Regions from separate parts of the Homo sapiens genome. Here regions 1, 2, 4, 5 and 6 are each linked to region 3. The links are chromatin contacts, found by Hi-C or POLR2A ChIA-PET in ENCODE. All regions are on one chromosome and are shown on one strand. The core of a region is the stretch at or near the end of the contact, and the rest is flanking DNA. Distances in the headings are between cores, read along the strand shown.

Region 1 (4,020 bases), core at 142-2,641, 1.6 Mb before region 3:
TCAAAACCTCACAGGGCTTTGTAGCTATAAAGATATGTAAGGATCCTTGGGTTATCTGAAGCCCAGAGAAGGGAGATAACTTGTCCAAGAGCACACAGCAAGTTGGGGGCAGCGCTGGGCCAGTGCTCTGAGCTCCTCCAACCCCGCCCCCACCCACCCAAGGCTAGATCTAGATCTACCCACTCCTCTCCTTAACTCTTCATCGGCTGTACTCCCACCCTAAGGAGTCGAAATCCCCACCCTAGGGAGAGACATATCCTGTCTGGATTGTCCAAAAGGGAATGAAAGGTAAAAATGAAAAAAAAAAAAAAAAGTGTCCCCAATTCAAGTGCAGTGCCTCCCTGGTGCGGGCATTCCAGCGTGGCCTGGAGTGAGTGGCAGTCCACCTCCAGAGGCGTCCCCTGGGCGCTCCTAGGGACTCGAATTTCCCACGCGGCTTTTTGCTTTATGTATTCACTGTTTAGACGTTTTCGGTCAAAGCATTTTGGGACTTCCGTAACTCTCAGAGCGCGCCAGGGAGCCGCCCTTAAAGATACCTAGTTACTGATGAGTTCCATCCGGTAAAGCAGAGGGTAGTGGGCGGCTTGGAGACTCAGGATCCGGGTCCCCTCACGCTCCTGGCTGAGTCCCTGGCTTCACAGGGGAAACTACCTCCGCAGGCCAGGACCCATCTAGTTACAGGATACCTCGATGTTACAAAGACGAGGCTTCCAGCGCGGGGGCGTGGAGGCGGCTGCCAGCCCTGCCCGCAGCGTGCTGGCGACCCCCGGGACGCCCCTTCCCTCCCGCGCCTCTGCTCCCTAGCTGGTGGGAGCAGAGCGGCACCGGGATCACTTCCAGGTCCCTTGCACCGGAGGAATGGGCGGCAGCAGGGTCCGGAGTCGGCCCGGCGGGGCCCACGTGGCCAGCACATCGGTCCTCCGCTCGCGATTTCCCTTTTCCGCTCTCGGGCACGAGGTACTGAACGCCAGGTGGAAGCACAGCTGTGCAGCTACAGGCTCTGCCGTTCAGCTGCCGCGGGCCGGGGCCGGGGCCTGCGGCGTCGTGCGCGTGCGCGGACCAGTTCCAGGCGGGCGAGACCGCCGCAGGGCGGGGCGGGGCGAGGCGGCCGCAGGGCGGGGAGGGCGGGGAGAGGCGGCCGCAGGGCGGGGAGGGCGGGGCGCGAAGCCGGGGGCGGGGGCCACGCGTGGGGCAGGCGGTGCTCGGCTCGGCTGACGTCGGCCCGCCGGCGCCCCACCAGCTCCGCGCGGGCCCGGGTTGGCCACCGCCGGGCCCCCGCCCCTCCCCCGGCGGTGTCCCGGCCGGAACCGATCGTGGCTGGTTTGAGCTGGTGCGTCTCCATGGCGACCCGCCGGTGCTATAAGTAGGGAGCGGCGTGCCGTGGGGCTTTGTCAGTCCCTCCTGTAGCCGCCGCCGCCGCCGCCCGCCGCCCCTCTGCCAGCAGCTCCGGCGCCACCTCGGGCCGGCGTCTCCGGCGGGCGGGAGCCAGGCGCTGACGGGCGCGGCGGGGGCGGCCGAGCGCTCCTGCGGCTGCGACTCAGGCTCCGGCGTCTGCGCTTCCCCATGGGGCTGGCCTGCGGCGCCTGGGCGCTCTGAGGTGAGGGACTCCCCGGCCGCGGAGGAAGGGAGGGAGCGAGGGCGGGAGCCGGGGCGGGCTGCGGGCCCCGGGCCCCGGGCACGTGTGCGGCGCGCCTCGCCGGCCTGCGGAGACACGTGGTCGCCGAGCGGGCCACGACCTTGAGGCGCCGCTTCCTCCCGGCCCGGGGTTCTCCCGCGGCTGGATAAGGGTGATCCGGGCGCCTCGTTCTGCCCCCGTCTTCACAGCTCGGGGCTGGAGGGGCCTAGGGGAGACCCACCCGGAGACCCTGCGGCCCCGCGCCGGCCTCTTTCCCAACCCTTCGGCGGCCGCGCGCTGGCCGGGGAGCCGTTGGGGAGGCCCTGGCGGCCGCGCAGCAGGTGCAGGGGCGCAGAGCCCGGGCTCGCCTTGGTACAGACGAGCGGGCCCCGGCCTTGGCGCCTTCAGTTTCCTTCCAGTTTTTATTTTCGCTGTGTCTACAGAGCAGATGACACCAATTTGGAAACCCGCGAGAGTGGGTAGAGCTAAGATAGTCTTGCTGTAGTAGCTGTGATATTAGATGCTCGGCCATGACTTAGAGGTGTTTATTTAAGGACTGTGAATGACTCGGTGATTTCGGAAAAGCTTGGCTTAGATGAACGGACATACACAGGGGAGACAGCCCTAAGGTTTGCAGAAAAGGCTGATTGTGCTGTTTGCGAAGTCGAAATAATTGGTGAAAGTGTAGAAGGCAGAACCTCTCAGGAATGTCTGGGGAGGACAAAGAATGTGTTGGCTGACTTTGTTTAAACATAAAATTGGGCAGACTTTAATTGATTTGTGAAATTTTTTTCAAAGTTTGTTTGAATTAGCCCCTATCTCTTCTAACATTATCCTCTTGTGCTAATTGATTGACCATTTTAAATAACTTAGCTGTTACAGAAAGACCGAAAGGTGTTCTTCAGTAAAATATATTCAAGTAAGTTACTTAAGTAACGCCTTAAAAGATACAGAAAAGCAAAAAAGTATTGGCGTATTAAAAAGAAATCAAAACTTTCCAAGTTTAGGCCTGAACATTGCCTTAAAAATATTTAATAAGGCCTCAAATGACCCAGTCCGAGACTGCATGAGCCTATTTATTATTAAATTGTAAATATTCTTCATATAAACAAAAATATATAACCATGTCTGTAACAAAAATGGTTTTGCTAGCGTTGTTACTCTCTTCCCTTCTCCGAGGGGTGATTTAGGCAACTTCGGAGGTTGACAATGCCAAGCAGTCACAATAGATAGAGCTTTAAAGCAAATTCTATGCATGGGTTTGGATTTATGACAGGCCCGTCACCCTGGGCCTGTCATAGTACCCCATGCCAGAGCAAACTGTGTCCCCGAACCATTGCCTGGCCTCTGTGCCCGTAGGCTGCTGGCACTGAAGTGGGTTGCACAGTGGAAAAGAAGAAAGCTCTACCTGGCAGAAATTTTTAAAGGTTAAAATAAATAATTTTAAGAAAGCTGGTTCACAAGGTGCCACATTTGATGAAAGCAAAATACAGTGGCTTTTATTGTTACTAGAGTGATGTTCTTGCTTGTTTTTCTTTTTTGGTGAAGTTAGCCCCAAATTATTCTCATAGCTAAGCAAATACGAGAGTGACTGTAAGGACAGTTGGCATTCCCGGAATTGCTAAACTTGGTAGGCAACGCTGGTTTAAGAATACTGAGTTCTAGCCGGGCGTGGTGGCTCACGCCTGTAATCCCAACACTTTGGGAGGCTGAGGCAGGCGGATCACCTGAGGTCGGGAGTTGGAGACCAGCCTGACTAACATGGAGAAACGCCATCTCCACTAAAAATATAAAATTAGCCAGGCCCCGGGTGTGGTGGCACATGCCGGTAATCCCAGCTACTCGGGAGACTGAGGCAGGAGAATCGCTTGAACCCAGGAGGCGGAGGTTGAGGTGAGCCGAGATCATGCCATTGCACTCCAGCCTGGGCAACAAGAGTAAAACTCTGTCTCAAAAAAAAAAAAAAAAAATACTGAATTCTGATCAGGTAACAGCAACTGTAATACAATGTGATAAGTTGACTTGAAGATTACAGTTTTTAAGAAGTATATACCCAGCTAATACATGAAAATTAACTCGTAAAATCTCAAATGCTCCAGACATTTCCATGATGCCTGTTGGTCAGTAAAAATCATTCTAAGACTTAGTGGAAGTAGGAAATGTTTGTATGGCTGTGTATAAAGGCTATAATGTAATCCCAGCACTTTGGAAGACCGAGGCGGGTGGATCACCTGGGGTCAGGAGTTTGAGACCCACCTGGACAACGTGGTGAAATCCTGTCTCTACTAAAAACACAAAAATTAGCCGGGCATGGTGGCAGGCGCCTGTAATCCCAGCTGCTGGGGAGGCTGAGGCAGGAGAATCGCTTGAACCCGGGAGGCAGAGGTTGCAGTGAGCCAAGATTG
Region 2 (3,708 bases), core at 490-2,989, 1.4 Mb after region 3:
ATTAAGAGTTTGAGACTTCCAGTGTACAAGAATGAGTTTATGTCCTTCTCTGATTTTAACAGGCATTTTAACTCTTTTATCTAGATTTCTTCACTTCTGAATTATGGCTAACAGTAATTGTCTCACTGAGTTGTGGTTTGTAAATAAGTATCATAAGCATTAAAGCAATGTTGAAAAGAAGGAAGTTCACTATGACTCCCAACCGGTGAAGGCATCACACTGGAGGAGAGAGGAGAGAGGGAAGCTGGAGCTCATGTCCATCACGCCTTGAAGAAATCCACTCTGAGAGCAGCCCATGAGCCACATCAATACAAGTAGCCATAATAAGTAACGGGAGCTGTTATATACATTTTTGTTTTCTACTGTCCAGTACACCCAAAATCTAATGTTTATCATTTAAAAAAATGGTGAAGTTAAGAACTCTCCTTGTGGGTGGCCGCGTGGGTGAAGTCACATGTGTGACAGGGATGATCCTACTGCAGGTGGCAGTGTGGGTGCTCAGGATATTTCCGGATGCCACTTTTCCATCTCCTTTATCCCTTGTGTCTGCAAGGCGGGCCCTTTACGGATCACCAAGAGGAAAGATGCTAGAGTCCAGTCCTAAAGGAGATTCCAGTCCCAGGAAAGCCATCAGACACATAGAGAGGACACCTACACAAGGCAGTGTGGGGGTGGGGGCGGGGGGCTGCGGGGCATCTAGCCATGGTAGCCATGGCCCTGCCAGCACTCAGCCTCTGTGCCCTGGTCCCCAGCATATAAAATGACGATTGTACAATTCCAGTGTTGAGGGACTGTACCAACCCCGATGAGATTAATGCATGTGACAGGTTTTAGCACCTGGAACTTAGTGAAGCCTCAATTACTATGTATCTTTGGTATTCTTATTAAAGACAAGCAAAATACCACGGTGAAATAACACGGTGCTCCAAAGAGAAGACGTTTGGAATGCCTGCGGGGATGGACGGCCAGGCCATATGAAAGAGGACTTCACAGATGGAGAGGGTTTCCACAGGCAGTGACGCTCATGGTACAAAGCAGAAGATTCTCCCAAAATAAAGACCAGGGTGAACAAAAGCACTCAACTGGGAATAAACTGTGATGAACAAGTTGAAGCCGGGTTATTCCAAAAATCATCTGGCTGTGGCCAGGATCAGGACTCCACCACCACCCCCGGCCCCCGCCCCCACCCAGTGTGTCCAGGTTCTGTGGTCACCGTCATAGAGCCAAGGGCATTTCTCTAGTGCATACAGAAGCCTGGTTCCAGCACCCTGCGTCAGGACCACATTCCTGGGCGGAGACTCGGGCAGACCTGTGGGCTGGGACTAGGAGTGGTGGGCCCTGAGGGCCTGGAGAAACACCAAAGCGAGCTGAGTGCGCGCGCGGAGTGCACACCTGCGGTGACGCCCGGCCGGCCTGGCCTCACCTGCCCGGAAGGCTCTGCGGGCGGAGAGGGCGCATCTGCGCGGCCCCACGGAGCCCGGCTCTGCGCGCCGCTGATTAGCATGCAGGGCCCCCGCGGCCAGGCGCGCAGCTGGACGGCAGCTTCCCCCCGGCCTTTGAAAAAGCCTCTCTCACAGCTGGAGAGAAAAGAGCCCCCGCGCCACTGGCCGGCCATTGTGAGCGGCAAAGAGCCCTTCTTTGGGCGGAAGCAGAAGTTGGCCCAGCTGTCGAGCATTTGAAATGTAAAAGGCCGAGGCGCGCGGGAGGGGAGGCGACAGAGGCCGCGGCAGAGGAAATGCAAGCTGCCCCGGGGGTGAGGAAACCGTGGGCTGAGAAGTTCACTTTGAGCAATCAATAAGGCTTTCAGAGACCAGGACAGAAAAAAACAGTTCCGGAGAGAGGGCAGCGAGAGCGGCCAGCCCCAGCCGCGCTCCTGCAGCCGGGCTGCGCCTGCCACTCGCAGGCCTGCAGCCCATCCCAGGACGCAAGGAGCGGCTGGGCTAGCCCAGAAGTCTAGGGCTGACCGGGGTGAACTGAGAGATGGACTCATTGCGAGTGCCTGGCTGTTCCATACACCCCACTCCACCTCTTGCCCACAGTGACCTCCTCCCTAGGGCGCATGAAGCCCTTGCACCCCGCGCTTAGTCTCCAGCCCACGCTGCTCTGTGACACGGCTGGGGTCTCCACCTCACTCTCTGTGTCAGGGTGTGCACTTCCTTCTCCCTTTGGGTCCCCTTGCTCTCTGAACAGTCCTTAAAAGCACGCTCAGTCCCCTCCTGCCGCTCTTGCTGAGTCCCAGCCTCAGGGCTCCACGTAGAATCAGGCAACCCCTGCTGGTCTGTCTTTCTGTTGACTTTTGACAAGCCTCCACCATGGTTCCTATCACTAATCAACTGTGTGTCCACCACCCAGCCTTCCTCAGACCTTGTGCAGTCTGCTAGGAATCCGCACGCCACCACCCTGACCTTAGGGAGTTGGCAGAGGAGGGCAAATGCAACTATCTGGTGACCTAATCGAGGCAGGGGCCACCCAGGGCAGTCTCTTTAGGACAGTGGAGAAAAGAGAAATACAACTGTTTACTGCCTGGCTGCAGCACCCTGCGCTGTATCCTTTCAGGACGCCTGTAACACCCCTGGCTTACCTGCAGTAGACAATTCACCGTGTTGTTCCTTCTAGACTGCAATATGGGGCATGTCATTTTTGTGTCCGACACTCCCTTTAAACCTGCTTGGTGGGCTAGTTCCTCCTTTTGTCCCTAGATGAAATTTAAGGTAGGCTTCAATACTTTTTTGTTGTTGTTTTTTTGGACATGTAAAAAATCAGGTTACTTGATATCACAAAAACAATATAGCAGATAAGTAACAGTTCATTCCCATGTATTAATCCAACTTGAAAACTTGATTGAAGCTGAGACTTCTTTCTCCAACCACACCTGAAGCCTTGGTTGGCTTCTTCAGCCCCTCTCTGCCTAGGGCTGCTAAGGTCCTCTGCTCTGCTATGACTGTAATACCTGACTCCACCAGAACTGGGATTTGGAACACTAGGGAGTTGAGAGTTCTTACTTGACAACTTCCGTGCTCAGTGGGCATCCACACACGGGGCAGCAGGTGTGTAAAGGGACTCTTCCTCTCTTGGGATGCTTTTGTGGGGTCTCCCAGTCTCCCCTTACCACGGAGGGTGAACACTCGGAGTTCCCTTGATGTGGGAATGCAGCTTTTGTGTATCAATCAGAATCCAGACTGGAAAGCAGAAACATACTGGTTATCTTAACAGAGAGAATTGAATTTAGGGAAGGGGTTAGACAGGCATAGCAAGAAATGACCTGCTCGAAGTCTGGGGGAACAAAGGAAAGAAGTTGTGTTGGGAGAATCTGGGAGCTGAGAGGAGCCTCACAGAGCCAAGCCCCACAGGAATGGAATGTGTGCTGCTGCTGGTGCTGATAGTTCTAGGATCTGGAGAAGTCAGGGAGCTGGGACTCAGCTTCTGATGTGGGAGTGCTATTGAGGAGGGAGAATGGTTATAGAAATGTTAAAAAACCCAGACACTGAACTGAAATCCGACTCAAGAAGCACTACAGGGCAAGCGGTATTGCTCGGATGCTGCTGGCATAAGCAGTGCGCAAAGAGAAGGGTGGTGTCCCCTTTCCCTCCTCCAGCCTTACTGTTTCCCTTAGTAGCACATAGGCAGAACTGATCAGGGAGCCCTGGCAAAGGGGAAAGGTGGTTTGGCCTCTCCCAGCCTTCCCACCGTGACAAGGCTAAGCAGTGA
Region 3 (3,669 bases), core at 405-2,904:
CAGATACAGCTGGAGGTGCGGGGGGGGGGGGTCCCTTCTTTTGTGAACCTTCCTAGTGGACCCCAAGCAGAGTTGGTAACTCCATCCTCTGTGCTTACCTCCTTACTGCACTGTGCCTAGGACATGGTCAGGACTCAGAAAGGCTGTGCTAAATAACGCACATTTAACCTGTTTCCTTGTCTTCTCCCCTACTCTAAGGTTGGCTTCATCCTTATATCCTACTGATATGGTTTGGCTCTGTGACCCCACCCAAATCTCATCTCGAATTGTATTCCCCATAATCCCCACGTGTCAAGGGAGGGACTTGGTCGGGGGTGATTGGATCACGTCAGCGGTTTCCCCCGTGCTGTTCTCGTGATAGTGAGTGAATTCTCACGAGATCTGTTGGATGTAAAAGGGGCTTTTGACCCTTTTGCTGGGCACCTCTCTTCCTGCAGCCATGTGACGAAGGACGTGTTTGCTTCCCTTTCCGCCATGATTTTAAGTTTCCTGAGGCTTCTCCAGCCATGCAGAACTGTGAGTCAATTAAACCTCTTTTCTTTATAAATTACCCTGTCTCAGGTGGTTCTTTATAGCAGTGTGAAAACGGGCTAATACACCTACCATACTTCTAACCCCCAACGCCTGACCCACCCTGCCCTGTTTACAACAGTGGCTGGCCTTAGCAAGTCATTATCGAAGAAATCACACCATTTAGGACTCCACTGTACACGTTGGGGTGTTCGCTCCTTGTTTCATGAGGGGCACACCAACTTCCGTTTTTGTTTGTTTGTTTGTTTGTTTGGAGATAGGATCTTGCCCTGTTGCCCTGGCTGAAGTGCAGTGGTGTGATCTCAGCTCACTGCAGCCTCGAACTCCTGGGCTCAAGTGATCCTCTCACCTCTGTCTCCTAAGTGGCTGGGACTACAGGTGTGCAACACCACGCCTGGCTAAGTTTTGTATTTTTGTATTTTTTTTTTTTTTTTTTTTTTTTGTAGAGAAGAGGTCTCTCCATGTTGCCCAGGCTGGTTTCAAACTCCTGAGCTCAAGTGATCCTCCGTCTTGGCCTCCCAAAATGCTGGGATTACAGGAGTGAGCCATTGTCCCCACCCCGCACCAACTTCTGATGAAGTCAGGCTCCTTATTGGCTTTTTCCTGAGTTGCCAGGTTGACACATTGGTGGGTGCTTTTCGATGGTTCGCAACCTACGCACGTCGTAATCATCCTTGGACCTTTTCAAAAATCAAGATTGACGCTTGTTGGCAGCAAGGCCTAGGAATGTGGAGGCTGAAGGAGGTGAGGGGAGGTGCTGGGAGACCTGGAAGGAGTGTGAACTACAGGCCCCGCGAAAGGCAGAGGTCTCGCTCCTGGATCCGGAAGAAGGCTGCTGAGCGGGCTTTCATTTCTTATGTATGTGCAGTTTCTTCTGAAGATATAATTGATGTTTATTTCTCTGAATAAGCTTGATTATAATGGAAAATAGGGATAATAAATTAACTGTAATAAGAGTGACATTGACACTGAAAAACCTTGCCTGGGGCGCTTGTCCTGGGTGTCCCCGCCCCGCGGCCCCTCCAGCCCCGCCTGCTCTACGCCCCGCCCCGCCCCTCCCCTCCACGCCCAGGGGGCGTGGCAACCCGGAGTCCCTCCCCTACCCAGGGCACGTGATCTGTCAGTTCGCGGAGAGGGAAGAATATGGCCGCCGGGTGTGGTGAGGGCGACGCGCTTGCAGTCGCCGTCTCTTGCTTCCCCGTCCTCTGACATCGCCTGCAGCCGAGCGGGCCCGTTCCGCCGGAGCTGAGGACCAGGTTGGGAGACCGTCAGTGTGGAGGCCGGTCCGCGAAGCTTTGCCGCGGGATTGGGGAGGAGTCGGGGGCGAGGCCGGGCTCGGGGAGTCGGGCGGGGAGGTGGGACAGCCGAGGAGTGCGCGGAAGGGGCGAGCTCGGACCGGGGGTCCCGGGGAGGGCATGGCGCGGGCCCCGGACGCTCGGGCCCCGGCTTTCGGGGCGAGTCCGCGTTTCCTGGAGCGCCGGGAAGGTCTCCGACCTTGGAGTCTCTGGTGGTCTGTCTCCTGAGGGGCCCCTCGGGTGGGTTGGGGTGAAGGGTGTTGGTAAAACCGTTTTTTTTCTTTTGCCAAGCAGCCTCTGGCACATCCACCACCTTGAGAGCCCCCTTAGCTGGTACCGCTAGTCTTTCTAGGTTCCTCCTCCTAGGCTTCCACGGGCCGGGAGGTGTTGTTTTCTCCCTTGCTTTTATCGTGGGCTCCATTGCTCCATTGTCCTGTGCAGGCTTTTAAACGCCTGGCAAAATAGTGCAAGCCATTGATTTCCACGCCTCCAAGATTTATTTATAGGGAAATAATTTCTTCATCACTTTGTAATGTTGGAATTTTTATTCTTTCAAGTTGACAGGTTTAAACCGATGAAAAATTTTTTTATGAATAACTATGCAGCCATCTCTGCTCCCTATGGGCGCTTGTTAAAAATGTAGATTTCTTAGCGTTTTAGAGATTCCCATTCCTTCGGCCTGAGGTGTGGCTCGGGAATCACCCCTTCAGGTTCGTTCCTGTCCACATTTTGACAACACTGAGGACCAGACATCTACACCTTTTTAAACCACCGTGGGGTATTGAGTGCAGAGCCCAGGTTGGGAAATGCCGTGGCCAGGTGTGTTCTTTGTTCTCTTCTAGCTTTACTAGCATGGACTACTTTCATCAGAATCATTTTGGGGTGCTTGTTAAAATGTCAGTTTCTGGGCACCACCCCAGATCTAGGGAATGGGATTCTCCCGGGGAGGAGCTCAAGGGATATGTGTATTTGACAAGCTTCCCAAATAATTTTGGTGCACACAAGTTTGAGAATCCTTGTTCTACACCCTTTGTGTGAATAATTTCCAGATCATTCACACACAGTGTGAACGGTATCTTTTTCCAAGTATTGGGTGGGTTTCTCCAACCTAGTTCTTTTGGGACACTTCAAATTCAGCCTGGCCAAAGCCCCATTCGCCCAGCTGGGGTGGTGGAAGGGAGGAGGCATAACTTAAGTAGAGAAAAGTCTGCTCTTTCTCCTGCTTTTTTTTTTTTGGTTAAGGGCAGCTCCATTCTTCAGTCACCTATGCTGGGCATCTGGTCATCTTCCACCTGTTTTCTTTTCCAACCAGTCACATAGTTTTATCTTTATATCCAGAATATCTCTTCTGGATATTTTGGTAGTTCAGAAAGTTCAAATGTCAGGGATTTTATATTTTTCAAGTTAATATCCCTCATTTCTTCTCTATTCCCACTGCCTCTCTTGTGTACTGTCTGGTGATTCCTTGACTGGTATCTAGGGCCCTGATTCTTTGTATTTTTCCAGTCTGGGTCACATACACTGCCAGATTAATTTTTATAGGATCATGTATGAATGTGCCATCCCCTTCTTCCTGCTTTTGCTCAAGAACGGTCAGTTTCTCCATTTTATGTGCTACTGTATTTGTCAGGGCTGTTTAGAAGACAGTAGAAACTTAAACCTTTTACTTCAAGGAAAAGGAGATAATAGGATTGAATGAGAGTCAGAAAGAAGTCAGGATCCCAGGTACCTCCATTTTCTACATCTCCCTGGGGCAACTTTTTTTTTTTTTTTTTTTTTTTGAGACAGGGTCTGGCTCTGTTGCCCAGGCTGGAGTGCAGGTGGTGTGATCTTGGCTCACTGC
Region 4 (3,559 bases), core at 1-2,500, 1.2 Mb before region 3:
AGAAAACTAAGCCGGGGGCGAGAGGGTGATATTACTCTGAGAAGAGTAATACCCCTCCCTCCCAGGGAGGTTACAGTGGGCCGAGATCGCGCGCCCACTGCACTCCGGCCTGGGCGATAGAGCGAGACTCCCTATCAAAAAAAAAAAAAAGGAAAGGAAACTTTAAATGTACGAAGATACACGTTTCCTCTCTATCTGCCATGCACCAAAGCATCAAAGCTTTCCGTCTGCCGAGGTTCCCCGAGATCAAACAAGACGAGGCCACCTCAAATCCCCGGCCTCTGTCCCGCAGGCTGCGCCACTAAACCCCCTGTGATGTCACAGAACCGGGCGCCGAGGCCGACTCACCACACGGGCGGGAAGGGGCTCGCCCGGCCCACAGTGCCCGCACACCACGAGGCCCGCGCTCTGCCCACGTCCACGGCTACCTCCCCGAAGCCCCCAGGTCGCGACGCTTAGGGCCCCCAACGCTCGCGTGCCGCGTTCCCGCCTCCAAGCGTTGCCCCGCCTCCAAGGCAGTGCGGCGCTCCCGCCTCCCGTCGTTGCCCCGGCCCCTAGACCTTGCCCGCCCCCAGGCCCGAGCGGCACTACCGCTAGCCGCTCTTAACCCGCCCGACGGCCGCGTGCCCCGCCCCCAAAACCGTGCCGCGTTCCCGCCAGCAGCTCTTGCCCCGCCCCCAAGGCCGCGTGCCGCGTTCCCGCCAGCCGCTCCCCCGCCCAACGGCCGTCCGGCTCACAGGACCGGGGTGACGTCATGGCTGGAAATAGCCGCGGGGCCAGCGGGGCGGGGCCGCCCAGGAAGCGCAAGACAAAGCTGCGCGGGGAACACGCCCCCTCCTCGCCCCCGCCGACCCGGGCGCGCCCGTCGCGGCCGCCGCCCCGCCCGGCTCCGGAGCCCGCCCAGGCCCCTACCGGCGCGGCCGCAGCGAAGCCCTGCACGCCCCACCTCCCGCATTTACAGGCGCGCGAGTGCCGCACCACTTCCCCCGCCTCGCCCCTCGCTCAGACGAGTAGTCCCGCCGCGGCAGCCCCACCACTCACTGCGCGCGCGTCGTCTGGGCCTGCGAAGTCCGGCGTGTGCATCGTGCAGGCCGGCCGGGAGCAACAAAGCGGCCGCGGGGCGTGAGCTCGGGCGCAGCAGCGGCCGCACGTGGGCTGCGGGCGGCGGCGGCGGCGGCAACCCGGAGCTCCTGCGGCCGGCACGCGCCTCGCCCGCCCGCGCGGCTCTGCCCCGGCGCGGCCCTCGCGGCGCGGGAGGGGCGGGGCGGCCGCGGAGGGAGCGGCTGGCGGGGCGGGGCGCGGAGGCGAACCAAAATACACCGCGCCCCTGCCGGGGCGGGGCCGGCCACCACCAGCCAATTCGTGCCCGGCCGGCCAATGAGCGCCGCGGGGGGCCGCGTGATCGGAGCCTGGCCGCGGCGTGATCGGGCAGGGCGGGACGCGGCACGTGTTTTGGTCGGAGCGAGGGGCGGGGCCTGAGGCCCTGGAAAGTAAGGGAAAGGTCGCAGCGGCGCCAGGGGCAAGCGGGGCGGAGGGGGCGGCGGGGGCGGAGGGGGCGGCGGGGGCGGAGGGGGCGGCGGGGCGGCGGGGGCGGCGGGGCGGAGGGGGCGGGGCGGCGGCTGGGGAAATCCCAGGGCCGGGGCCGGACTCGGTGCGGGGAGAGGGGACCACGCTTATAGGAACCTCCTGCAGCCCCACCGGCTGAATCCATCGGTAGCGGAGACCCACCTAGAGGCCTCAACCTGGCTTTTGTTTGGTTGTTTTTAACTTCTGTCATTCTCCCTTCGTCTCTTAGGAATGCGTCCTTGACCGGAGAGGTCGGAAAGCTGGCCGGTTCTAGGTGACATTCCTGCATCCGGTCATTTTTGCAGACAGCGGGAGTCAGAGCTTATTGGCCTGAGTGTCCCGCTGACGCCCCTCCTCTGGCGTCTCTGGGCCTCTTCCGCTCTGTTACGGGGTCAGGGGAAGCCGAAACGGGCAGTCACCCAGAAGGCGCCCGCTGAAACCCGCCCATTCTTCCCAGGCCCCGAGAAAACGCCGCCCCCTCCGGGAAGTCCTCGAGCCTGCAGGAGACATCTAGCCCGCTGTCCAGGGCACCTTTTTTTTTCTCCCTATATTTCGGTTGCTCGCGTCTCTTGGTGTGGTTTGCCCACGTCTGCAGCGCCAGGTTCGTGGAGAGCAGGAACCATGCTGTTTATTTTCGTCGCCGCAGCCTTCAGCTCAGCGAGGAGCCACCCCTCCTCCGTCTGTTCACTGCGCGCGCCTTTGCTGAGCTGTGATGCGGGTTGGCGCTCAGTGCAAGGGGCAGAGGCCGCAGTGAGGAATCCTCCTTTTTTAAAAGCTCCATCCAGGGAGCGGGAGCAGAGAGAGAATCCCGGCACCCCGGGGCTTTGCTCTGAGCGAGAGAATTCTGGTCTTAGGGGAACGGGCTGGGCCCCACCACTCACATGAGCAGGACTCTGGTCCCCACTTGTTCCTTCGGGGCCCACTCGGGTTGGGCAGAGGGGTTGACCAGGCTGAGGAGAGGGTGTTTGCTGAAATAGTAAGAGGGTTTAAGACGAAAGAACCGTGATAAACTGCTCGCATGAAGACCCCGGAGGCTCTGAGAGGGGCGCAGGGTGTTCTGTGTGTAAAAAGTTAAGTCTTAAGATACACACTGGAATATTCTCTTTTGCCTGGACTCCTGCATTCGCCTTATAACTGGTCTCCCTGCGTCCACTCCAGCTCCCAGAGCCTCTTCCCACTCAGCACCCCCAGGGGTCTTTAACCCTTTCAGTGGCTCCCACTGTACTCAGCGTAACGCTTCTGCTCCCCACTGTGGCTTGTGAGCTCCTGCAGGGACCCAGCCCCATGCCTCTCCCCACGCCCCGGAGGGACAGCCTGGGCCTCCTCTTGGGCGCCTGTCCCACCAGCCCCTCTGCCGTCTCCAGGTCCTCGCACTTGCTGTTCCCTAGAATGCTTTTCCCCCACATGCCCCCTTTACTCTCACCCGCAGTCCACCTGGAGAGGCCCCCTCTAGCGGACACACCCTCGGGGCCGACCTCCAGTCCCCTTCTGGCGGGCTTTCTTGTTTTCTTCCTCCACAACACTTTTCTTGAACTGCCCCTTTTCCATTACTTCAGTTATTTATCATCTGTCTCCCCACCAGAAGGACTCTCCCAAGGCCAGGGAGCCTGGCTGTTTAATAAGTCCACGTAGGTGAACGAGCGAATCGAAGGTATCCACCAGCCTCCCTGCTTGAACATCCCGTGAGCACCTCTAATTGTGTCCTTAAAAAAACTGAACTCAGGGCCGGGCGCGGTGGCTCACGCCTGTAATCCCAGCACTTTGGGAGGCCGAGGCGGGCGGATCACCTGAGGTCAGGAGTTGAAGACCAGCCCGGCCAACATGATGAAACCCCGTCTCTTCTAAAAATACAAAAATTAGCCTGGCACGGTGGCAGGCGCCTGTAATCCCAGCTACTCAGGAGACTAAGGCAGGAGAATCGCTTGAACCCAGGAGGCAGAGATTGCAGTGAGCCGAGATCGCACCACTGCACTCCAGCCTGGGCGTCAGAGAC
Region 5 (4,000 bases), core at 273-2,772, 1.5 Mb before region 3:
GGTGGAATTGGGGTCAGCCAGGAGGAAAGGGGTGGCCTTTGGCGGCCGGGACACCCCGGGAGCCCGAGATCTGCATGTGCGGGAAGCGCCAATTTTACGCCGTGACTCTCGGACTCCACGAGCTGAGCTGCATCCTCCCGGACTAGGAACTTGTTGAACCAAAGGGTTCTCAACTCCGCAGTCGCTGCCTCCCGGCCAGGAGAGGGACCCCCACGCTTGCGCGGGAGCCTGGGGGCTGGGGCAGGGCCGGCGCCCAGCGCGGCGCTCTCGGGCACTCGCGGAGGCGGCGCCGCCCGGGAGGTGCTGCAGGAGGCAGCGCAGCTGGCAGCTAAACTTTCTCGAATCTCAGTGCTTCGCGGTTAAGTTAGGGCCAGGGAGAGGCACAAAACACGCCCGGGGAAAATGTAAGGCCCCACCCACGATAAAGGGGAAAAAAAAAGGATTTTAAACAGGAGACGCTAATCCAATTAACACAGTACCTACTGTGTGCGGGGCTTTGGACCAAGAGCTGTCTTCAGTGCGTTCTCATTTCACCTGTCACCACAGCCCCCAAGGGAGGAGCTGTCCTCATTTTAAAGAGAAGCAAACCGCGACCGGGGAAGGTGGCGCGTCTGGCCCAGGTCGCAGTGCGGGTCGCGGGGAGGCCAGGGCTCTCCTCGTCGCCCCATGGCCCTGGGAGGAACGAGCGGATCGCCTCCGCGTGGGCCCCCACCCTTGGCAGAAGCTCACAGGCGACCCACGTGGGCCGCACGGACCTGTTCCCTGAGGGCTGCCCAGCCTGCCCGCGAGGCCCGCCCTTGCCCGTCGGGTCCCAGCTGTCCTCGAGGCTCCTAAGCTACGCACTGCGCCGACCAGCAGGGACAGGGGGCTCTGGGCGTGGGGCTGGACCACCCACACCCACCCCGCCACCCCGCTCTGCGCACAGCTGCTCACACACGACACCCGCCAGGCACCGCTCCCCACCAGCAACTGCGCCCCGACACACAATTCCACAAACGCAGTCCAAAATGTGCACACCTAAGGCACACATGGATGCCCACGAGTACACGCCATTCGAAAGACACACCACCGTCCGCAGTCACCCACAACTCCACCGCGCAGAGAAACGCGGGCACTCCCGGACACACACACGCGCGCACAACACACACGCAAAGAGCCGGATCGCAGCGCTCGCCGGTGCACACGCCGGGTGCACACGCCCGGGGCACACTTCAGCAGCCAGCAGACCGCAGCCCGCCCCTTCCCTACCTGCTCCGGCGCAGGACGCGGTCCGCCGGCTTCCCGAGCCCAAGTTCGGCGCCGGCGGCGGCTGCAGCGGGCCCGGGCCGCTGCCCGGGACAAGCGCGCCGAGGCCGGGAGGAGTGACTAGCAGCGCGGGCCTCCGTGCGCCCGCAGCTGCTGCGCCGGCCCTGCGCTCATCGCCGCCCAGAAAGACAAAAGGAAGCCGGCAGCCAGGGAGGGAGCAAGGTGGAGGCGCCCGTCAGTCCGCCCGTCCGCTGCCCGCCGCCGCCGCGGCCCGCCTGCCAGCTCCGGGAAGGAAGGGACGCGAAGGCGGGACCTGGAGGCGGGACCCGGAGGCGGGGGCCGGGGCGGGGCGCGCGGCCAGAGGCGGGCGCTCAAGTTTCCTACGGCCCCGCCCCCTCCGGGCCCCGCCCCCTCCACGCCCCCTGCCGGACCCTCAGCGCCCGGCTCGGCCCTCGCAGCCCCTGCACCTCGCTGCTCCTCGGCCCTCGCGGCCCAAACCTGGCCCTGCCGGGTCCCAGCCCCCAGTGGCTTTCGGGACAGGGGCGGAGCCGGGCACCGGTTCTGTTCCCCTAACCCTTGGCCTCTGGCCTGCTGGTATAGAAGAGGCCGAGAGGCGGCGCCCGGGAGGGGCCAGCCCTGCGCCCGCGCCCCCCGCCCCCACGCCGCAGGAAGTGGCCCGGGCGGCCTAGGAAGGGGAAGAGCCGAGTTGCCCCAGCCCCGCACCCCCAGCCCCAGCCCCGCGTGCAGCTCGCACCCCTTCCCACGCCTGTTCGGGGGAGAGCCCCGGGCCTGGAGTGGGAAGCCTGGCTCCAGCTCTGGTTACCTGCAGTGACTCCCCAGGCCGTTTAGGCGAGTCCATTGGGCCGCCTCTGCCTCGGTTTCCCCACCTAACCACGGAAGGTGCTCCTCCCTTCCAGGCATCTGTGGTCTTCGAGCTCCACGCGGGAGAGGCGCCGGTCTGGCACCTCCTGCCCAGGGTCGGCGCCTCCTGGCTCTCGGGGAGGGGGGCATCCTCCATCCCCTGCACCTGCCTCGAGAGGAACCAGGGACAGAGCACCCCCACCCCCACCAGGAGCTCCGGAAAAACGGCTTCAGAAGAGCAAATATACACACACACCCACCTCCCGCCCCAAACATCCCCGAAGAAAGGTAACCACAGAAACAGCCAGAAATGTGGAGCTGGGCGATCGTATGAGGCTGAGACAAAACTGTCTTTCTAGCGTCTCTAGGGGAGAGCTTGAATCCCTCCTTCCACTCCTCCTCCACGGAAAACAGAGTGAACTCCTGCTACAGAGGCCGCCAGAGCAACATGCAAGACCAGCTTTGAGGGGAGCGGGCACAGGGCCTTGCAGGGAAGGTGGGCCGAGCCCAGACCCCTCATTCTTACTTGGCTCTGAAGGCGGAAAGGCAAAGCTAGACCTCGAGGAAGTTCCCCTCCCTGTGGGCCCTACAGTGAAGATTACATGAAGGCATGTGGGCGGTGGACCAGAGTGCACCGACTGATGAAGGCGGCCCGGTACCCGCGGGTGCCATGCCTCCTTCTTAGCCAAGGCCACTCTAGCTCCCCGTGAAGTATCCAGGTAGAAGGCTGGTGGGGTTACAGGTGAGAAGCCGTCGGTGGGGTCCAGGAGCCAGGCCTGGGGAAGCACACGTCACTTCCACCCACATCCATGGGCCAGAAGTAGTCGCACAGTCCCACCAGGATGCAAGGGGCTCTGGCAGCTGTGGTCTTCATGAGTGTTTCGGAAGTAAACAAAGCCGGTTTGATGAACACGTAGAAACATCCCTGCCACAGAAACTGAGCAGATTTCTCCCAAGCACACACAGGGCAAAGGGGCAAAGTCTGTCCACAGACTCACAGGAAGGGAGGTGCATGGCAGACACAGGCAGGAGGTGGGGTTGGGGTGGAAAAGTTCAGGGAGGGCTCAAAAGCAGACCAAGGCCTGTTTCTGAAACCCAGCCCACTCACTGGTTCCTCCACACTTGGCCCATGCTGTTCCTCTCCCATGTGACTTTTCCATCTTCCCCCTCCAACCTGTCACCCATCCATCCTTCAAAACTTAGGTCAGTTAGCTCTCACCTAGCCCTCAGCAGCTTAGCCCGCAGATGCTTCCTCTGTTTCTGAACTTCTAGAGAAACACACTTAACCGCAGACCTCTTATTCCAGGAGTGTATCTCTCTCAGATGAGATACAAGTTGGTCCCTTCCCTTGCGTCCCTCCTGTTCCTTCAAGAGGAGGACTGTCTACCCACCCCGAAGCTTCATGGAGAGAGAGCACACCGTCGTTATTCAATATGTAGTTTTGAATTTAACTAGAGCAAAGAAGAAAGCAAATTCAGGTAAGATGTTGTATAATTTCCTGGGGCTAATGTAACAAGCACCTCCAACTGGGCAACTTAAACAACAGAAATGTGTTGTTTTGTAGCTCTGGAGGCTGGAAGTCCAAGATCAAAGTGTTGGCAGGGCTGGCCCCTTTGGAGAGATGTGGGGGGCAGTTTGTTTCATGTCTGTCTCTTAGCTTCTGGTAACCTCATGCATTCCTTGGCTTATGGATGGCCATGTGCGCTCCCTGTGAATTCACATCTTCTCTATATACCTGTCTCTTTTCCCTTTTCATAAGGACACAGTCATTATTGGATTAGGGCACACCCTAATGACCTCATCTTAACTTGATCATCTGTGCAGACCCAATTTCCAAATAAGGTCACATTCACAGGTACCAAGGGTTAGAAGTTCAGCATCTTTTGAGGGAAAC
Region 6 (3,786 bases), core at 558-3,057, 2.0 Mb before region 3:
AGCAAATTTAAGGGGGGAAATGTGTCAAATGCAGGAAAGGGGTCAGAAAAACAAACAGCATTCATTGCCCCTCAGGCGCCCTTCAGGGAAAGCAGACAGGCCTGGAGGAACAGGCTCGCAGTCCACTGCCCTTTGCTGTGAATCCCAAACAGCCCTGCGATCACCGGTTGGGCTTCCCACGCACCTTCACATTCAGGAGGAGCTGCCCGGGGTACCAAGCTGAGGATTTCTGTCCCGGGACAAGCAGCCTCCCTGGGGAAAATCAATGCTGGCATGTGGCTTCCAGGAGAGGCCCCCGTGACTTCAGAGGGCTGCTGTGCCTCTGAGTTCAGTTTGCCTGAAAAATCTTCCAAACGCAGCTCTAGTGCCACTTCCTCCAGGAAGCCCACCAGCCGGCCCCCACCACTCCTGGACCCCTGCCTAAGAATACTTATGCCTTACACACTACAATATGGAGAAATTACTAATACAAAAACAAAATGTCCGAGTCCACTCCAAACATAGGAGGGAGAATCAAGGCGGAAAGATACAGTGGTCTTAACTTGTGCTTGAAAGATTTTACTTTTAGGTCGGGCGTGGTGGCTCACAACTGTAATCCTAGCATTTTGGGAGGCCGAAGCAGGCGGATCACCTGAGGTCGGGAGTTCGAGACCAGCCTGGCCAATATGGAGAAACCCTGTCTCTGCTAAAAATACAAAAATTAGCCGGGCGTGGTGACATGCACCTGTCATCCCAGCTTCTCGGGAAGCTGAGGCAAGAGAAACCCTGTCTCTGCTAAAAATACAAAAATTAGCCGGGCGTGGTGACATGCACCTGTCATCCCAGCTTCTCGGGAAGCTGAGGCAAGAGAATCGCTTGAACCCGGGAGGCAGAGGTTGCAGTGAGCCAAGACCCCGCCTTTGCACTCCAGCCTGGGCAACAAGGGCAAAACTCCATCTCAAAAAAAAGCAAAAAAATTTTTACTTTTGCCGGGCGTGGTGGCCCATGCCTGTGATCCCAGCACTTTGGGAGGCCGAGGCAGGAGGCTCACTGCAGCCCAGGAGTTCAAGGCTGCAGTGAACTGTATCATGCCACTGCTCGCCAGCCTGCCCCACAAACATATTTTTTTTCACTTTTGCATATTTTACAAAGCACACACCCACGTGAGCGCATTGCCAGCCCCCTCGCCCCCCAGGACAAAGTGGAGACCCTGTCAGCGAGGAGGCTACCGCTTAAGTCCCTGGGGTTCTCCAGAGAAGGAGGAGAAGGCTCTGCAGAGCCATGCGCCCTGGACGGAAGAACTTTCAAAAGTAATTCAACAAAATAGAAACTTGTCGAATTACATTGCAGACAGCGCGTGCGGAGCAAATGTGTGTCCACGGAATATTCGTCGGGCACAAGAGGAATTCCCTGTCAGCTCCCAGGACCGTGGGTGCCCTGAGGCCGAGTCACGCTCCCCCGGGATAAAGAGGGTGGGGGCGCACACAGGCAAGGAGGAGGCGGGGTGGGGGGGTGCAGAATAAGGAACTAAGGTAAAAACGCCCAGTACTGGACTCCCCTCCGAGCAGCACCCCGAGAGGGCCCGGAGGAGCTGAGGCGGTGCGAGCCGAGACTGCCAGCCCCGCCCCCAGCAGGCCCCGCCTTCCGCTGCTCGCCACCGCCCCCGTGAAAAAAAACCAAACCGGTAACCTCTACCCGGCCGCCTCCCATTGGATATGTGAGTGAGCGATGTCCGCCCGGACCAATGAGCCGCAGCCACGGCTTGGCGAGCGCCTTCCGGCCCGCCCCCGCGCGGCCGCCCCTCGGACCACCGGACTGGCCTGGGGCGGGACGTGGGCGCGGGGGCGCGGCGTGCGGCACGCTGCAGGGCTGAAGCGGCGGCGGCGGTGGGGACTGCACGTAGCCCGGCGCTCGGCATGGCTCTCCTGGTGCTCGGTAGGTGCGGGCCAGCGGAGGGAGGCGGGCGAGCTGGGGTCGGCCTGAAAGGTTTCGAATCTCTAGGCCGTTCCCCGGCGGGCCGCGGCCGCAGGCGGCCGGAAGTGGGCCTGGCGGGCGGGAGGCGCGGGCCTCGGCGTCCGGAGGAGCTGCTAGGTTGCCCCGGCGGAGGTGCGGGTGCGCGGGAGACTCGGGCGCCCGTGGGGAGGGGCTTCCGCAGCCGCGGGGGGCGGGAGCCTCGTGCGCTGGAGCCGGGCGCGGGGTCCAGGGCCGGGCGGGAGAGCCGCGGAGCCCAGCCCCGGCCGGATCCCGGGGAGGGGGTCTGTATTCCCGGAGAGTCGCAGGGGAGCTTGTTCCGGGCTCTTCTCGAACTCGTGCGTGGGGACGGAGGTTGGCGGGCGTCCTGCACTGCTGCTTGTTTCTGCCACCTGCTTTATGCAGCTCCTACTTTTAAAAACTGAAATGTTAAGCCGGGCGCGGTGGCTCACACCTGTAATCCCAGCACTTTGGAAGGCCGAAGCGGGTGGATCATCTGAGGTCAGGAGTTCGAGACCAGCCTGACCAACATGGCGAAACCCCGTCTCTACTAAAAATACAAAATTAGTCGGGCGTGGTGTCGCGCGCCAGTGATCCCAGCTACTCAGAAGGCTGAGGCAGGAGAATCTCCTGAACCCCCAGGAGGCGGAGGTTGCAGTGAGCCGAGATCGCGCCACTCCAGCCTGGGCAACAAGAGTGAAACTCTGTCTCAGAAACGAAAAACTGAAATGTTAAATCTCAGTCCTGAAATAAGGACCCATAGTTCCCTTAGAAAGGGACAGTGCCTTCCAAAAGCTGGGCTTAAGACGCAGGGGCGCTTCGCATGTGATCGGACTCCTTAAAAACGAAATGGAACGCGGCGTCTTAGGAATTCTGTAAATGTCTGCTTCTTAGTGGGCGAGGCCGAGGGTCCTGTCCTTGCCGGGCTCGCCTTGGTCACAGCCTTGGCTCTGACAGTCCTTAACCTCGGCTCTGGCCTCAGACCACCTTCCCCCTATTTACTGGCTCTGTGACTTGGAGCAAGTTACTTAACCACTCTGTGCCAGTGCCTTTTCAACGGTGTTCACCATTTTAGGGACTGATAATAGTACTCCCTTAGGGTTGTCCTGAGGATTAATGAGTTAGTACATGTCTTTCTGTTTTTTGAGACACGGTCTTGCTCTGTCTCCTAGGCTGGAGTGCAGGGTTTCCATCATAGTTCACTGCAGCCTGGAACTCCTGGTCTCAAGGGATCCAGGCACATGCCACCACACCTGGCTAATTTTTAAATTTTTTGTAGAGTCAGGGTCTCATTGTATTGCTCAGGTTGGTCTCAAACTCCTGGCCTCGAGTGATCCTCCTTCCTCAACCTCCCAAAATCCTGGGATTACAAGTGTCAGTCACCTGGCCCAGCTAGTACATGTTTTAAAGAGATGTAAATATTTGCCATATTACTGTGGAGAGAGTAGATGAGGGGAAAAGAGTTTAGTCTGTTTAGTTTCCTGTGAGTGAATTCAGACTAGACCCTGAAAGAGTCCGTGAGTCTATTAATTAACTCATTTTAATAAATGGCAGCCTTTCTGGGAAACCTCATGGTTTCTAGATGACTGCTCTGGGACTGTAGACTCCTCCTAGCAGATGTGGGACAGAGATGTTACTGATGTGAATTTATAGCATCCTTAACTGCCATGGAGGAATGGAAAACCACAGATGGCAGAGCCATCTGCTCACAGAGATTCTAGACACTCACTCGGATGGTCCAATTTCCCATTGGTGTTCATTATCACTGAGTGGAATGGTGATGTGAATTTTAGAAACAGAACGTCATTGGTCAGCATTGACCTACTTTGTCATCTT

The links. A loop is a pair of places that touch in the nucleus more often than their neighbours do. ChIA-PET counts read pairs that join two places held with the same protein, here RNA polymerase II (POLR2A). Pooled maps may share reads with other maps.
Region 1: a loop to region 3 is called in a map of CD8-positive, alpha-beta T cell, with 19 times the contacts of the local background. The contact joins the promoter of ODC1 here to the promoter of KIDINS220 in region 3. A Hi-C loop is called at or near these places in 3 of 168 maps with a recorded cell type or tissue (CD4-positive, alpha-beta T cell, CD4-positive, alpha-beta memory T cell and CD8-positive, alpha-beta T cell) and 9 of 50 pooled maps.
Region 2: a pooled map shows a loop between it and region 3 (3-fold over the local background). The contact joins the enhancer-like site here to the promoter of KIDINS220 in region 3. A Hi-C loop is called at or near these places in 1 of 168 maps with a recorded cell type or tissue (CD8-positive, alpha-beta T cell) and 5 of 50 pooled maps.
Region 4: a loop to region 3 is called in a map of B cell, with 10 times the contacts of the local background. The contact joins the promoter of KLF11 here to the promoter of KIDINS220 in region 3. A Hi-C loop is called at or near these places in 2 of 168 maps with a recorded cell type or tissue (B cell and naive thymus-derived CD4-positive, alpha-beta T cell) and 8 of 50 pooled maps. POLR2A ChIA-PET finds 5 or more read pairs at or near these places in 1 of 52 experiments (GM12878).
Region 5: a loop to region 3 is called in a map of CD4-positive, alpha-beta T cell, with 6 times the contacts of the local background. The contact joins the promoter of HPCAL1 here to the promoter of KIDINS220 in region 3. A Hi-C loop is called at or near these places in 1 of 168 maps with a recorded cell type or tissue (CD4-positive, alpha-beta T cell) and 7 of 50 pooled maps. POLR2A ChIA-PET finds 5 or more read pairs at or near these places in 1 of 52 experiments (activated CD4-positive, alpha-beta T cell).
Region 6: a loop to region 3 is called in a map of CD4-positive, alpha-beta T cell, with 11 times the contacts of the local background. The contact joins the promoter of PDIA6 here to the promoter of KIDINS220 in region 3. A Hi-C loop is called at or near these places in 2 of 168 maps with a recorded cell type or tissue (CD4-positive, alpha-beta T cell and naive thymus-derived CD4-positive, alpha-beta T cell) and 8 of 50 pooled maps.

The regions. Positions count from the first base shown.
Region 1 is chr2:10,445,698-10,449,717 of GRCh38, reverse strand. It overlaps ODC1 (ornithine decarboxylase 1), which reads left to right and starts at 1,391. Exons shown (of 12, transcript NM_002539.3): 1 at 1,391-1,597. It overlaps SNORA80B (small nucleolar RNA, H/ACA box 80B), which reads left to right and starts at 2,869; the gene lies at 2,869-3,004. RefSeq lists silencers at 521-2,000, 3,225-3,454 and an enhancer at 2,121-2,210.
Region 2 is chr2:7,429,167-7,432,874 of GRCh38, reverse strand. LOC100506274 (a long non-coding RNA gene) reads right to left here. Exons shown (of 6, transcript NR_038432.1): 4 at 2,582-2,695. Among named protein-coding and RNA genes, the nearest start is that of LINC01871, 290 kb to the left of the region's middle. RefSeq lists enhancers at 1,322-2,055, 2,056-2,789. Within about 2 kb of position 1,739, at least 11 of the 41 ENCODE cell types and tissues checked have a DNase peak (open chromatin) inside an H3K27ac peak, as active enhancers do; they include CD8-positive, alpha-beta T cell, where a contact is called at or near this core.
Region 3 is chr2:8,835,598-8,839,266 of GRCh38, reverse strand. KIDINS220 (kinase D interacting substrate 220) reads left to right here and starts at 1,654. Exons shown (of 30, transcript NM_020738.4): 1 at 1,654-1,787. RefSeq lists silencers at 1,478-1,527, 1,538-1,597.
Region 4 is chr2:10,041,241-10,044,799 of GRCh38, reverse strand. KLF11 (KLF transcription factor 11) reads right to left here and starts at 1,250. Exons shown (of 4, transcript NM_003597.5): 1 at 1,042-1,250. The coding sequence starts at 1,083. KLF11-DT (KLF11 divergent transcript) reads left to right here and starts at 1,399. Exons shown (of 3, transcript NR_135558.1): 1 at 1,399-1,490; 2 at 1,796-2,167; 3 at 3,149-3,247. RefSeq lists silencers at 557-626, 667-716, 837-886, 1,177-1,406 and a promoter at 1,093-1,992.
Region 5 is chr2:10,300,426-10,304,425 of GRCh38, reverse strand. It overlaps HPCAL1 (hippocalcin like 1), which reads right to left and starts at 1,522. Exons shown (of 5, transcript NM_002149.4): 1 at 1,249-1,522. It overlaps LOC101929691 (a long non-coding RNA gene), which reads left to right and starts at 1,709. Exons shown (of 4, transcript XR_922791.3): 1 at 1,709-2,848; 2 at 3,413-3,584. RefSeq lists silencers at 628-807, 1,126-1,323, 1,208-1,987 and an enhancer at 888-947.
Region 6 is chr2:10,810,806-10,814,591 of GRCh38, reverse strand. PDIA6 (protein disulfide isomerase family A member 6) reads left to right here and starts at 1,807. Exons shown (of 13, transcript NM_005742.4): 1 at 1,807-1,914. The coding sequence starts at 1,896. RefSeq lists a silencer at 1,505-2,254 and an enhancer at 2,745-2,804.